2 separate regions of the Mus musculus genome follow, and region 2 is linked to region 1. The links are chromatin loops, found by intact Hi-C in ENCODE. Cell type or tissue: left cerebral cortex. All regions are shown on one strand. Links, peaks and the distances in the headings refer to the core of each region. The heading gives the core; the rest is flanking DNA.

The links. Peaks named below come from ENCODE experiments on the same cell type or tissue, not always from the same donor. Only the 100,000 strongest peaks of a DNase experiment are listed, where the experiment ranks them.
Region 2: a loop joins it to region 1, with 3 times the contacts of the local background. A loop is called at or near these places in 1 of 42 quality-filtered maps.

What each region holds. Positions count from the first base shown.
Region 1 is chr11:77,487,472-77,495,056 of GRCm38, reverse strand. It overlaps Ankrd13b (ankyrin repeat domain 13b), which reads left to right and starts at 5,015. Exons shown (of 15, transcript NM_001373882.1): 1 at 5,015-5,618. The coding sequence starts at 5,505. Git1 (GIT ArfGAP 1) reads right to left here and starts at 1,645. Exons shown (of 20, transcript NM_001004144.1): 1 at 1,423-1,645. The coding sequence starts at 1,474. In left cerebral cortex, for the core only: CTCF peaks have their summits at 2,058 and 3,772 (motif pointing left); DNase peaks (open chromatin) are centred at 4,358, 4,999, 5,938, 6,225 and 5 more places; H3K4me3 peaks cover 4,954 bases; H3K27ac peaks cover 4,703 bases.
Region 2 is chr11:77,976,243-77,983,827 of GRCm38, reverse strand. It overlaps Sez6 (seizure related gene 6), which reads right to left. Exons shown (of 17, transcript NM_021286.4): 12 at 7,165-7,356; 13 at 6,887-7,084; 14 at 6,545-6,583; 15 at 6,174-6,291; 16 at 5,984-6,086; 17 at 4,776-5,815. The coding sequence ends at 5,783. Phf12 (PHD finger protein 12) reads right to left here and starts at 1,012. Exons shown (of 15, transcript NM_174852.3): 1 at 451-1,012. The coding sequence starts at 516. In left cerebral cortex, for the core only: CTCF peaks have their summits at 3,237 and 3,436; DNase peaks (open chromatin) are centred at 1,265, 1,996 and 3,398; H3K4me3 peaks cover 1,221 bases; H3K27ac peaks cover 1,265 bases.

The DNA of each region.
Region 1 (7,585 bases), core at 1,703-6,702:
ACTGGGAAATGCAAGGGTCCTCAAAATCCATTTCTGTTCCACCTGAGACCCAGAGTGAGCAAAGCATCATAGAATAAGCTGGAAACAAAGCTACTACCTGACCCTGGCTCCCCTGATGGGGCCTGCTAGGCTCCACAGACACACCGCTCATCCATTCAAGGCCAACCGGGGAAAGGGAGTCGTCATTTCCAGCTAACTAGGGGTATGGATGTCCATCTGTAAACGGATCTTCTAGGACCCTCCAAACCGTGACATATCCTAAGGAGGTCTCAGGGTCAGTCACCTACAAGGTGTCCCATGTTCATGACTCTGCAACTACCCACAACTCCCAGTACTCCAGTTTAGATCATGAGAATTACAGGACCATCATTCCTTGGGCTCACGGTCAGATCTTGGGATTTTAAGGGGTGACTACAAGTTATGGGCCTGCATATCAGCACTCCACACTCTCACCTAATCACATCTTCATTACCCAGAGTCCATAAGACCCCGAGACTGTATGGAGACACAGCTTCTTTTATAGAGGATGGGCAAAGGCCAGAACTTCCTGCCTCCAGCCAGCTGCTGAGTCCCATCAACGGCTGTGTCCTCCCAGAGAAGGGACCAGCCTGGTGAGTTGTTGCCCTCCCTTCACTTCCTCAGCAAGCCAAGGGGGCTTTCACAGCAGCTCAGACCGACTCACTCTGCTGGTTAGTAGGGAGGAAGCAGTGTGTAAGTCCAGTTCGCTCAGGAGTCAGCTGGACCAGGGGAGCATAAGCAACCTCACCGCTTTCTCCTATCCAATGAGCTAGAGACCAGGAGGGATCGGCGTCTAGACTGAACCAATACCTAGCACACCTTCTCCAACAGGCCTACCCGGAACAGGAAAAGCTGAGTCTAGATGTTCCCAGACACCAGCAGGCCTGGAGATGCTTCCGGGGAAGATGCCCATGCTTAGATTGTTCCTGAACACCGGGCCCTCTAAGCAGCCCCAGCCTTGGGAAGCAGGGGCGGGGAGTCTTAAGAGTAGCTGCCCCTGTCAGGTGCTCCCTAGGAGCTCGTATCCAGGCCCCTTGCCCTCCACCGCTCCGGCGGGCACGCGGGCCATGTGAGCAGCAGGTGCAAGACGCGGGGGTGGCAGGGATGACACAAACCATCCTAGCGCCCACCTCCCACAGCCTGCCGGCCTCCGCCACAGCCCTCCTGCCACACCAGGCTGGCGCTTCCGTCTGGATGCCGCGATGGAGGTGGGAGGCGGTTCCCTCCCGTTCACCGGCTCCAACGCACAGCGCCCCCCGCAGCCGGCCCTCCCGCCAAGGACGCCGCTCCGCAGTGGCCCCCGCCCCGCCCTCCGGCCCGGCACAGCGCTCCCGCCAGGCCTCGGCGCCCGCCCGGCGGCGGCCTGCGGCGCGGTCCCGCCCCCGACCCGATCCCGCCGCTTACCCGGAGCGCTGCAGTCCGCACACACCTCCGCTCGCGGCCCCTTCCGGGACATCCTCAGCGGCGACGCGGCCGCAGCCCTCTGGGCCAGCGTGGGGGGCGCGGGCGGCGGGCCCGGGCGGCGGCGGCGGCCCTGCGGCCCGGCCCGGCTCCCGCAAGGCCCCGGCGAGGCTCCGCGCGCGCGGCCAACCGTCCGCCCCCGGGGCTGGCCCGGAACCCGCCGTGCCCGCCCGCCCGCTCGCCCTCGGGCGCCCTCCGCCCCGCGCCGCCCCGCGCCGCCCCGCGCCGCCCCGCCGCCGCTCGCCGCTCTCCCCGCCCCCTGCGCGGCCCAGGCCGCTCCTGCAGGAAGCAGTGAAAGCCCTGCCCACCGGGGGAGGGGCGGCCCGCACCCCGCCCCGGCGCTCCGCTCAGCTCCGTGGCTGAGCCTCTCGGAGAAAGGAAGCCTGCGCGCAGGCGGGAGTGGACGGGGGTTCTTAAAGGAGCCGCGGCCCGCGCCCGCCTGGTCTGCAACCGAGACACACGCTAGCACTTTGACCTTCACTTTCCGATTGGGGAGTGGTCCAGGGGACGCTCGGCCCAAAAACCGAGAGACGGACGTGGTGGGGATCGGGGTGGACAGGAAGCATTCCCAGGCACAATGCTCCTAGCGGTCAGAGGCTGGGTTGGGGTGAGGTGTGTGTTCTGGTCCCCTGTGTCCAAGTCAGTGTGTCCAGGTGGGTCTGTGGCCATATCCCTGCGGTGTACACTCACTACCACCAATATGGACGGCCAGGTGCCCGAGAGGTCACTTAACTGTGACTCCCTCTCTGTGGGACTAAAAATACATCATTCTTGTTTCAAATAGGAAAGCAAAGAATCTGGGTGATTATTAAGAGTGTTGTGTGCACCAGTAATAACTTGCTATCTGTTTCGTGTACATCAACGATGTTTCCGGGCTGCCCGACGGGTGTGTATGTATCCTAAGCATATGCTTATAACAGGAGCCAATTTTTGTAAGGATTTTTTTTTTCTTGGACTTCTCATGGAGACGGGGGTGGGGGGAGCAAGGAACTAAAGTGCATGTTGCACGTGGGTGCACCCCACACTGAGCATGCTCCCCCATACACGTGTGACCCGTTTGTGCCCAGCCCCCACCCCTACAGCCGCAAAAGGGCTGTCAGAGAACTCAGCTTATGGAGAGGGCAAAAGCACACAACACCAGGTTGGGGGGGGGGGGGTGAGGGGCGGCGGCGCGCTCGTAGGGGAAGGGGCAGGTCAGCGGTGGCAGAGTTAAGGGAGATTCCTGGGTGTTAGGGATTCCTGCTCAGTAATAAAACGGAGGTTTGAGGGGAGTCCTTGGTTAGGGGTGTCTGAGTGGGTCTATTTCTCCCAGCAATGCCAGAGCAGCAGTGACTTGTGGGTGGGCAGGCTCCTTCCCTAGGGGGAGACAAGTAATGCTTATGAGTCACACCACCCAAAATACACGCAAAGTTCCATCGCCTTTTGCTGCAACCCAGATTGACAAGTTTGTTTGAAATTGTGATCCACAGGATATATTTATAATCTCACCTTAAAAAAAAATCTTGCAGACACCCCCCACCCCCAACCAGTAGCTCAGCAGGTGGGGCTTCTGCCAGCAAAGGGTGGTGGTCATGCCACACCATGCTGCACTCATACCCAAGAGTCTGTAGGCTTGGTGGCCGCAGCAATGGAGGTGGGAAGCAGTCTAGCAGCTGAAACTGGGCGCGCAGCCCAGGAGCAGTGGCCGCCCGTTCACCCCGGATCGACCCCCAGCTATGGAATTTCATTTATTAAATGTCGAGGCAGCTGCTGGCAGCCCCGTCGCTTGGCTGCCTTTGTTTCTTCGCTGTGTGGGCGCGTCTGGAGCACGTGGCAGCCAGGGCGTTGAGACCAAAGGGAAAGCGACCTGGGCTTCGTGTGATAGCCGGCCATCTGGCAAAAGGGCAACCTAGCCTCTAAATGCATGCTGGCCTCTCTCCTTTCTTGGAATACAGGGCGTGCAGAGGAAGAATGATTCACGTCCCCCCACCCCGGCCACCCTATCTCCCTATTGGCTCAGGGACTGCCTGGGAGGGACCCTGGCTCACACAGTCCAAACTTTGTTGCAGAACCCCCAACCTCACCACAGCCAAGCTTTAGAGCTTGAAGATGGGGGAAGAAGGGTTTCTGGCTTCCCCGAAGATGTCATCATCCCAGGAACTGAACAGCTCAAATGGAATCATACACAAGGTTTTGAAAACGATTTAATGAGGAATTGTACAGGCATTCTCGCGGCCTCTCCTAGTTGCCCCTCCTTTCTCTAGCCCCCTCCTCAACTCGGGCTGCAATCACGACACTCTGCTGACCCCTGGCGGTGGAGGTGGGCTGCGGCTCTGGGCTGCAGAGACGCCTACCGGCTCCTCCCAGGCTGCAGAAAGGGGCGAGGCAGTCTACTCAGTCCTCCCGGGCCTGGCACCACTGGGTGTGCAGGAAGCAGGAGAGAAGAACACACAAAGAAACCCAAGAAGGGCGCAAGGAGTTTGCAAGCTTTTGCTGTCGCTTCCCACACAAACACTCTCTAGATTGTTGTTCTAAATCGGGTTGGCCAGGAATTCCTTATTTCTGCCTTGAGGTGGGCTCGAGGAAGGCAACATGTTCGCTCCTACCACCTGTCTCAGGCTGGTTGAAGGAGAGAGGGGCCGTTTTCAGGCAGTTCATACCCTTAGCTCATCCCATGAGGTAGTATCTGATCCCAGTTTAGAGGTGAGTGGGCCGAGAAACTCTGAAGGATAAGCAATTTGTTTAAGATCAAGCAATTGTTACGGTATTTAAATACAACTCTCTTGACATTTTCTCTCCCAAGGCATCTTGGTCCTTTTACCATTTGCAGGTGGCCGCCACAGAGGCCAATTTGACTTTGACCACACTCTCTGCAAGGGCTCCTTGTGGAAGCGCTTGTCTCTCTGCTCTTTCAGGAAGCAGGCAATCTGGACTCAGTCATTTTCCTTAGGCAGGGACCCACATGGGATGGAGGTGGGGAAATGCCACCTGCTGCTGTCTTTGCTCAACCTCATCCTGGTTCTTGCTGAGCCATGTAGGGGAAAGACTGTCTTCTTCGCCTCATTAGACATTCTCTTTTCCAACGTGATGTGTGGAAGCTGGGGTTTAATTTTCTGAGAGAGCAAAGATTTGAGAAATATTTCGATTCTCAGACCCCTGGCTGCTTCAGTGACCCTTGGTACTGATGCCCTGCATCTCTCTTAGGGTCACTCTTTAGTCACTATGAATCTAGATGCCTCTTTACCCTCCCTGGGACCCAAGCTCACTTCTGCAGGCCATAGACCCCCGACCCAACGCTTCAGGTCAGCCCTAAAAGCCTCCCCCATTTCCTTGCAAAAGGCAAAATGCCAAAGGGTGGAGGCGCCCCCAACCCACTTGGCATCCAAGTAAGGCCTCCGCTTCGGCCGGGTTTGACTCTCTGTCCACCCTTCCAGGAAATCAGTTCCAGACCATCTCTGGTCATCCGAAACGCACGGTTCTACCAGGCGGACTACAAGCCCCATGATGCTGCGGGGCCAAGCTGTAACTAACCCAGCACGGCGCACCCGGGTCCCCTCCTCTCTTCCCCGCATTCGCTTGTCCCTCACCGTCCGCTCGGGCTGAGGGCCGGGCTATGCGGCTTAGGGGAGCCGGAGGGTGCGGGCGCGCGTCCCTGCGGCGGCGGCGGCGGCGGCGACCCCGGGGCCGGCGCCCCGAGCGCCCCCGCTCCAGCTGCGGGTCCCTGCTCCCTCCGCCGAGAGGCGTCTTTGTGTGCGGGGGTGTGGGAGGGGAGGCGCGAGGCCGCGTGCCGCCGAGTGCCCGCTCCCTCCCAGGGCGGGTGGGGGCTGCTCCGCGCCTCCCGCCGCCGCCTCCCGAGGACGCCCGCCGCCCGCACCACGCCGGGCGCGCCGCCCCCGCCCGCCGCCGCCGCCGCCGCTCGCACATGCCCGAGCCGCAGCCCCGCGAGCAGACAGCTCCGGCCGTCCGCCCCGCGGCCCCGGGCCCGGGCTCCCGCGCCGTCCCTCCCCGCGGGCCGGGCGCCGCGGCCCCGGCATGAGGAGCGGGCGATGATCCCCGCCAACGCCTCCGCCAGGAAGGGGCCCGAGGGCAAGTACCCGCTGCACTACCTCGTGTGGCACAACCGCCACCGGGAGCTGGAGAAGGAGGTCCGCGCCGGCCAGGTAGGAGCGCCGTCGGGGACCATGGCCCCGCACGCCCGCGCGGCGTGGGGAGGGGGCGCGGCGCCGCCTGTCCCGCCTCCCCGGCTAGTTTGCAGCGCTTCTTTGTTTGCAGCTGCGGCTTTTGTGCTCGTTGACCTGAAGTGGGTGATGGCAGCAGCCCCCGCCTGCTTCTCTGGTTCCAGGACCGGTGGCCCACACGTGTTCCGGGCTCTCCGAGACTGGTGTGGAAGGACCCTGTGTTCTTCTCCGTTGGGGCTTGAAGGGATTCTAGGGAGGGGTTGTCGGTTCTGTCTGGGCTCCATGTGGTGGGAGAGTCCACCCCACTCGATCTAGACGCGACATGACATCCCGCGTGAATGTGCAGGGACGGGAAAGGCCTGCGTGGGGAGGGGGCCCACATAAGATCGGGGAACAAGCTGTGTTGCACCCTCGGGCATTCCAGCCCCACCCAGTGCCCTCTCACTTCCTGGTGAACCAGGTCTCTGTTTGTTTAGAGTGGACAGAGCCTATGGGTGCTTCAGATGCCAGCCCTGGCTTCGGAGCCAGGAGTGAGAAAGACCCTATTGGGATGCTCCGGAGGGCCTTGTCCAGGTGCTGAAAGGCGCTCTCCTGCCTCTTGGTGCTAGGGCCTACCTTCTCACCGTGGAGGAAGCCAGGGGGCCATAGGAAGGACTTGAGGTCCTGCACAGAACAGGGGTTCCCTGCTTTCTGCCAATCAGAGAAACCTGTGGGTCAGACAGCTTTGGGTTGGGCAGCGACTTCAAAGAAGCCGGGGAGCTAGAAGTGGCAGTGCATGCCTGTAGTCTCAGCACCGGGGAGGCAGAGGCAGGAGGATTGCCACAAGTGTAAGGTCAGAGGGTGGACTTCATGTTGCAGAGCAGCCAGGGCTACATAGTGAGACCCTGTATTTGAAAACCCAGGAAGCCTGGGGGATGATTTCTCGGTCATTCTTCAGGACAAAGGTGGGTGCAAAGTCACTAATAGTCCTCAATTGTGCCTTGCCACCCCAGCTGACAACTGGCAAAGCAGTGACGGTGCCAACATTACCCTCCACCCCCTCAGGCGAAGCAGTGGGCAGAGCTGGACCCAGGCTACCCTGGGTTGCTTAAAGATTCAAATTTGCAGGCTTGATTAGGGTCTGAAGCTTAGGGATTTTAGGTCCACTACAATCATGGTAGCTCAGTGTGAAGACCTGTGTAATTCCCAAGGGAAGGGGCCAAGGCTGGACATCAGACTGTGAAGCAGAGAGGGTTGGACCGTCTGACATTCACTCCCAGCCTCCAGACCGGTACAGCACTTGACTCTGCATTTCATCCCGTTTAATAATAACATAACCTGGGCCTGCAAGCCTCCGGGCCAGCCTAGGGGTTCACTTCCTTTCTGCCTTTGCTTCCACCAGGTCACCCCAAGTTAGTTTATCTGTCATAAAGGCTTTGTAAAGACAGGAGGTCAGAGAGCTGGGAAAAGCAAATACAAGGTACCAAGGCCTGCCCTGGAGGAGATTTGGTTCTGGGATTACAGTGTGAGGAAGACAGGACGTAAAGATCCAATCCTGTTTTCTCTGGCTGCTCTTCATTTTCCTTGCCTGAGGAAGTCCCTAAAGATCTAGAGATTGTTAGGAGGCTAGAAACTGAATCCTCAGACTGTCTCAGCTCTACTCCCTTACAAAGGGTGTGGGTGGTCCTTTTCCTAAAACTAGAGAGGAGTGGCTTTATCATCAAGACCTCTGCTGACAGACCTCAAGTCAGCCATCTTGCTGGTGAGGTTGGACCGGGGAGCTGCTGAGGTCATGGTAGTCAGGGCTGTTTAGACGTTCCTCTCAGGCTCTGGCTTCCATAGTAGCTAGGTACCATGCTCACCTTACTCTGGCCCTGGTGAGTTAATATCACATTGAAATGGACACCAGCCTTGCCTGTTCTTGATCCAGGCCATGAGAATATAGGGCACCAGTTACATTAACTCTTGTT
Region 2 (7,585 bases), core at 1,188-6,187, 490 kb before region 1:
CACAACAAGAAAAGCTCCTTCCAAATGGGGAGGACCAGGGTAGGGGGATGGGGAGAGGGTGCGCGGTTCTCTTCTTGCCACTTCCTTGTATGGACAGTGGGGGACTCCAAAGCCCGGCTCGGGAGAGGCCCGAAGCTTGGTACCCGGACGTGCAGGGGGAAGCACAAAGGGGCCGACAAGAAGGGGGTGGGGAGGCCTGCCGGTGCAATGAAATGGAGTGGGCTGAAGCCTCAGGGAGCGAATCGAGGGCGGCTGGTAGGTGAAACTGCTGCAGACGTCCTCGGAAGCTAAGCTCAGTCCCCCAAATTGCAAAGAGGGGAGGAAGAGACTGGGTGAGGAAGAACAACCCCCCCTTTTCCCGGCCCTCTGGCGCTTCGAGCTTAGGGCCGGCTTTGTGGGGCGGAGGTACCCTCCTGGCACTGGGGGGAAAAGGATGAGGGCCACTCTTACCTCCATCAGCCCCCCCGACGTGTCCAAGTCGTACACGATCGTCTTGGTCTCCATTTTCTCCCACATTCATCCACCTCTCGGGCTGGGCGCTCTCTGCTCCGGCCCCCCCAGCCCCGGGGGGAGGGGGGAGGAGGGGAAGGGGGCACCTCTGACCCCCGGTCCCCTTCTCTCTTCCCAACACAGGTTCCGACTTCCTCGCCCTGGCTCCCCCCCACCCCCCGGCCCCCAGTCCCTGGGACGGCAGCGTCCTCCCCACGGGCCGCGAGAGGGGAGCAACCCCTCAGCCCCGGCCCAGCGGCTGGCTGCACAGTGGATCCCGGCTCCGGGGGTCAGGCCTCGGCGGGGGCCTAGGCCCACAGGCTAAAGCTGGCGCTGGCGACCGCTGGTCCGGCCGGGAAGGCTAGCGGGCGCTGCCATCCCGGGCTTGGGGGACCGGAGGGGGGGGTGAGAGGTTAGGTGAGGTTGTGGTTCGTGAGGTGACTCTGGGGAGGATGATGGGGGGTGGTCCCCGGGCTCCGCCTCTCGCCGCCGCTGCCGTCTGCGTCCCGGCTGCCGCGCACTTGGCGCAAACTTACCGCGAGCGCCCGCAAAGCCACCCGCGCAGGCGCCCCGGGATCGCCGCTCGCCGCGCGCAACCGCAGTGACAGCCGGCGGCCTGGCTCCCGCGCAGCCGCGGTGATGGGGTACCCCCCGGCGCGCAGCCGCGCTGGCATTCGCCCGGAGCCCAGAAGCCCCGCCTCTCCGCCGTGCGCCGGCGTACTGCGATTGGAGGGCGGAACCTGAGGCCTCGCTTAGGCGCCTGGGAAAGCGCGTAGGGGTCACGGCGCAGCCGCAGGAACTGGAAGACGCATCACCCATTGGTGTTTGTGTGCGGACCACGGGCTCTGGTCCCGCGCAGGCGTGTTGGGTCGCCACCCTCCCGTCCCCTCACACAGCCGCCTCACGCGCAGGCGCGTTGTACCTGGAGGCCTGCACAAAAAAAAAAAAAAAAAAAAAAAGCTTCTCCTTTCGCCATTTTGGTAATGAGATTTGGGGCTACCATGCCCTTGGAGTCCTCAGTCACGACCAAGGAGGAGCGTGGGATGCTGTATGGAGCTGGTAGCTTTCGGCTGCAGCAGTACCCATATGGATGGTGTAGTGGACTGTTTGTCTCCAGTGTCAGGTGTGTCTGGACTAGGCCGCCATATTGGTAAAGAGGGAAAAAAAAAGCATTGCGACAAAAAAAAAAAAAAAAAAAGACGCTTTTGGTGGCAGATCGGATGACTGCTCTTTCCACTTCATTTCCACTCTCAGCACCTAATTTTAGCACGAGCATTGCTGCCTTGGGTCCCGATGGAACCCAAGATATTTCAAGCTGTTCTTACCCTCTCTTAACCACTGTCCCTGTGAACTACTCCGAAAGAGGAAGTCAAAAGCCCAAACAGTCCGTAATCCTGACAACGCCCAGCTACCTGCCTACAGCTGACTTCAATCCCCATCTTGCAACGCGCAGAGTTCAAAGGGTGAACGGGACCGCTTTGCACTCTGGTAGTTAGACTCGCGATGGATCTGATGGATTGTGGGAGTTGTAGTTCAGCCTTCAGGCGCTGCACTGGACCATAGGATGTACACGAAGAAAAGCCTGCCGGGAAAGGATACTTTTGAGAGCTGCCGTATTGCACACTGGGGTTTGTAGTTTGAGCCCCTCACCTCGCATTCTGAGCAGAGAGACATACCTCTCTTTGGGTGTGCGCTGTTATGCCCTTGTTATCACTTTCCAATATGGACAGATACTCTGCCTAATTGCGAATGAATGAACCCCACTAGGCATTAATTAACACTGGTGACATGCAGCTATGTCCTGCCGTTTCTTTCTTTCGTTTGTTCGTTCTGTTAAGACAGTCTTACTCCGCAGCCCTAGAACTTGTTATGTAGACTAGATAGGTCATGAACTCACAGAAATCCGACTGCTTCTGCCTCCGGTCCCATTTCTGGGATCGACGTGTGCTACTACGCCTGGAATCTCCTAAACTCATTTTTATGTTACTACACACATTATTCTCAGACCCGTAAACCTGGGAGGGACTTAGAGACTATTTGATTTAAATTCTTCATTTCCAGGTACAGAGTGGAGAGTGGTTTGCTTAGACGCATATTGAGTTTATAGCAAACCTAAAAAGGAAACATTTCTTGATTCACAGGTCAGACTTTGTCCCCTACACCGTGTTTACTGTCTCTGAGAAACTATTGCTCCTTCTTTTAGGACAGTCAGGACTGTAAGTCAAAGGGGATATAAATATCTGTGTGAAGTTTTAGTGCTTTGTGAAGTTTTAGTGCTCTCTCTCTCTTTGTCTCTCTGCCTCTCTCTCTCTCTCTCTCTCTCTCTCTCTCTCTCTCTCTCTCGGCCCTGTATTAGTGCCTAGAAAGAATAACGTTATGGGGAAGTGAAGAATGCATGCAAACTGGCTGCTCTTCCGTTGCTATGGCCAACAATAGACTAGCAGCTATAGGAAAGAACTGCGGTGTGACTCTCAGAGGAGAGAGCTGAGCTAGGCTCCTTGAAGGGAAGAAGCCAGGCTTTATGCCTCCTTCCTGCTACATAACCTCAGAAGCTGGAACCTCATATGCCCTCTTTTACTGGCTTCCTTCCTACTACCATAGCACAGCTGTGCTGCTATGTCAGCCTGGAGGTATTACTGGACAGAGAAGTAAGCCACTGGCACACGCCCCATGAGTGAGGCTTTGTGCTTTGGTCAACACATCCATTGCAGCTGAAAACAGGAGCGGGCAGTGGGATAGTGAGGAAAATGAGATTGGCTCTGTTGACAGAGGAACAAATCACTCCACACACTTTTCTCTTGGAGCCTGAGGAGGAGGTCAGCCTAGTTGGGACAGGACTTGGTGCCACCTTGGAGAGCTCCAGCTCAGGGTGTGAAAGGGGACTTCAAGAAAGAGAGCTGCTGGGATGGAAATGCTTCTGGAATCGACCTCTTGTGGTCCATCTAGGCATTGCACTATGAACGAATTGGAACGCCTTGACTTGGGATAGAGGCTAGGAGGAATTTCTGGTCCACATCTTTCCGCTGAAGACTGTAGAAGCAGAAGATGCTAGTGGATGCTAGTCTTCCTTTCAGGGATTTTTGTCTTACAGCTTCCGAGTGCCGTAATTTTCTGTTGTCTGACTCCTGGGAAGATACATTCATCTCAGAAGGCTTTAGGGGACATAGGGAAGGGGCAAATTTAAGTGCATCCTGGCCAGTCATGACTTTAAATTTTTTTCCTTTATTTGTATTTTATGGCTTTTTTGAGATATGGTTTCTCTATGTAGCCCTGGCTGTCCTCAAACTCAGAAACCTGTCTACCTCTGCCTCCCGAGTGCTGGAATTAAGGGTATGTGCCACCACCATGCAGTTTATTTTATTTTTTTTCAATTTTTTTAATTATTATTTTTTAATTATAACATAATTAAATCATTTCCCTTCCTTTTTCTCCTTTCAACTCCCCCCATATATCCTTTCCTGCTCCTTTTCAAGTTCATGACATCTTTTAAAATTGTTACATACATATGTGAATATTTATATGTATATACACATTTCTAAATACACAAGTACAACCTGCTGAGTCTTTTTTTTTTCGAGACAGGGTTTCTCTGTGTAGCCCTGGCTGTCCTGGAACTCACTTTGTAGACCAGGCTGGCCTTGAACTCAGAAATCTGCCTGCCTCTGCCTCTTGAGTGCTGGAATCAAAGGTGTGCGCCACCACGCCTGGCTCTGCTGAGTCTTTATAATGTTACTTGTATGTATGTTTCAGCAGTCACTTTAAAGAGCCCATGGGCAGGGCTCTTGCCTGTCTCAGGGGCCTCTGAGCTGCCCATCCTTCCTGCTTACAATCTCCATGTTTTCTGAGGTCAAGGCAAGCTAGGCCTTATGTACAAGGGTTCAGTCTATGATTCTGATTCCAATCTCTCAAGCTTCGCTTAACAGGAAAAAGTGGACGGAACAGTGCTTCCAACCTTGGGTTTTGTCAGCGATCTAGTGGTTCTAAGAGGGATTTGGGGCTGGGCCAGCATGTGGCCCTAGCCCTGGCAAAGAGGAGGAAATGAGGCATTGGGGTTACTGAGCTCACACATCCCTACAGCGTTAGCCGCTGGGACCTCTCATTTCACCTGCCATCTGTAACACTAACGTCTTTGGAGGCAGTGTTACCCATTTAACTACAGATGACATCTTTTCTGTCATAAAATCCGGGCATGGTTGATTGGTGCGTCCAGAGGGTCTCAGCATGCCGGTCCACGTCACATTCATCTTCCACCTCCCTTCCCTCCGAGAAACCACCATTCACACTGCTTGATTTTTTTTCCAAAACACCATTTTAATAAGGAAACAACAGAAATAAAAGATTGTTCTCTGGCTGGAGCCCAGACCCCATATAATACATCATATGTACAAAGTGGCCTCGGTCCGGACTGAGATTGCTCCTGGGGGTTCTTGACTTCTGCCACATTCCTGGGTCCTTGGACATCTGCTCCTCTCCAGAATGTAGCTGCCCTCTCCTGGCATGCCATAACACAGTGGCAGGAAGGGGGAACATGGTAAGTGGCTCAGAGGAGGGACTGGTGGGGAAGGAGACATTTGTAACAGCCAGATAAACTTCAAGGAAGGGCTCTCCCTCCTCAGAGTAGAGGGATGCCGGAGAGCCGTAGGGTGTCCTGCTTTGGTGTGGAGCGTGAGTATCCATCCAGTGGGGCCCAGCCTGAGCTTGGAATAGAGTCCCTGAACCTTTTAGGATTCTTAAATCATCACCTCCCAGGACAGGGCAGAAGGCTTAACTGTCCAATTCTGAGCCTTTAGAGAGGGACTAGAAACCTCCCTGAGGGGCTGGTGTTGGCACGCCAGGACTACCAAGAGGTCACAGTTGAGAACAATTTTGGCCTCTGGTAGCTGGCCCTGTGAGGGGCACCCTGCTGTCAAGTCAGCTCTCCTGGAGTCCTCACATGCCAGGCAGGATGGTGGCCATGTGTAACAAGTGCCCCTCCTCAGTCAGCCTGCAACTTCCAGGCTGGAGGTCCAGGGCAAAAGAGAAGCAGGAGAATGATGGCTGCTGGTAATGTGTCCCAGCTACGTTCTACCCGAGGCAGATGCCCCTGAATCCAAAGAAGGGCCCGAAGTGGGCACAGCGGTGCCAAGAAAATAGGTCACTGTGGGCATTGCAGGCGGGGAAGGGGTTGGTGGTGTCTCTTCCCAGGCAGTATGTACAGGAGGTGAGGGACAGCAGAGAGCCGGGAGCCCTGCCGCTGGCCTGCGATGCAGGACTGCGTGTGCATCCCCAGGCTGCTCCCACCTAGATGGAAACTTCATATTCTCTCGTCTCCTGCAAAGGAAAGAGACTGCGGGGAGTTGGAAACTTGGAGAAGAGCTGTCAAGCCCAAATTATCCACCTTCCCAAGGCACAGAGGAAAATAAGAGGGCTCAGCAGGACCCTCAGGCAGGCATACCCACCCAAGGGATCAAGGAACCAGTCCTGAAGAGGTATCTAGGCTCACGTGGATACTTACTCCAGTCTCATAAGTTGGATTGTCAAATGCTGACTCTACCGTGATGCGGTTATAGGGGCGAGGATGAGTTCGGGGAAGTTGCAGGGGACTTTTCCCCTGGAATCTGTCAGGGGACAAAAGAGCCTGTGAGTCAGGAGTACAGGCCAGGAGTGAGTTGGGTACGCAGAATAGGAAGAAAAGCCAGACTCACCTGGAAAAATAGAGGTACACTCCTCCCACCAGCAACACCATGGCCACCAATGGTAGGAAGATGGCAGCAGCCAGGTGAGCAGCGTCCAGGGCACTGGAGGCGGCAGGTGCCTTGGCAACTGAAAGCAAAGGGTGGGTGGGGTTAGAGTTAATATCCCCATTTCTTGGAACCTATGTCCCCTCCCTTCTTAAAGACATTTGGAGACCAGCTCCCATTAGCTGCCTATGGTAGACAAGAAGCTTAATGCCCCGACAGGCCCAAACTGCTCCTTCTCTGCCTTTCATTTGTGGGAACCCATGACCTGGGAGCTGCTAGAACCAGGTGTGGGGGGGGGGGGACCATACATCTCGCTCTCAAGCATGGGGACTCACCATCCAGGCTACGGCCGTTGTAGAACCCATCCAGAGAGGCTGGAACAAGAGGGGAGGGCCAAGGGCAGTGGGTGAGCCTGATGGACCAAACTATCCAATGCAAGGAGCACAGAAGTGGACTGATCATGGGAAGGATTTGACCAGGGAGAACCTACTCCTGCAGTGTCTTGGTGATGTTAAATCAGAGACTAGCAAAGACAGGGAATGGGAAGGGGCATGGGCCAATGCTTCTAATTCTCAACACAGAATTGATTTACTAGAATAGTTCTAGGGTCCGGACTGTGGTGGTGGCAGCAGCAGCGGAGGGGGCACATGTTTAAGGGAGTGGTAGGTAGCACTTACCAGCCCTACAGATGGGTGGTGGGTCACTCCAATGCGAGGGGTGTCCAGGCACGCATTTGATGCTGGCCTGGCCCTTCAGCACATAACCAGGGGCACAGGAGAAGTGGATGGTGGCCCCTGCTGGGTGAAGCCGCTTCTCAGGGCTGCGGGCACCATTCTCCGGGGCGCTGAGGCCATGGCACGGCTTGAATTGTTCCACTGCAAGGCAGGCAGGCAGCAATCGAGGTGTCAGGTTTTGATCTTACTAGAGGTTCCCCTCCTGCCCACTGTACACTCACAGAGACACTTGGGGGCCCTGTCACTCCACTTGGGACTGCCTGCTTGCCGATCATGGCAGGTGAGAATGGCACTCCCCGTCAGCACAAAACCCTGGTCACAGACATATTGCACAGTTGCTCCCACGGGAAACTTGGGGCTGGATATGAGGCGTCGGCTGTGCTCCACATCCCCTGGGTCATGGCAAGATGTCACTGCGGATGGAGAGGGAAAGCAGGGCAGGCTCAGTGTCTGGGGCGACAGCGCAGTTCGTAGGAGTGCTTTCAAAGAATCCACGGAACCCCGGGTTTAATGGACGGCACTGCATAAACCCAGCCTGGTGGTGCGCGCTGATATCCTGGCACTCCAGAAGGTGGGTGTGATCCCACTAAGAAAGTGGAGGCAGGAGGATCAGAAATTCTAGGGAATCCTCAGTTTTGTAGG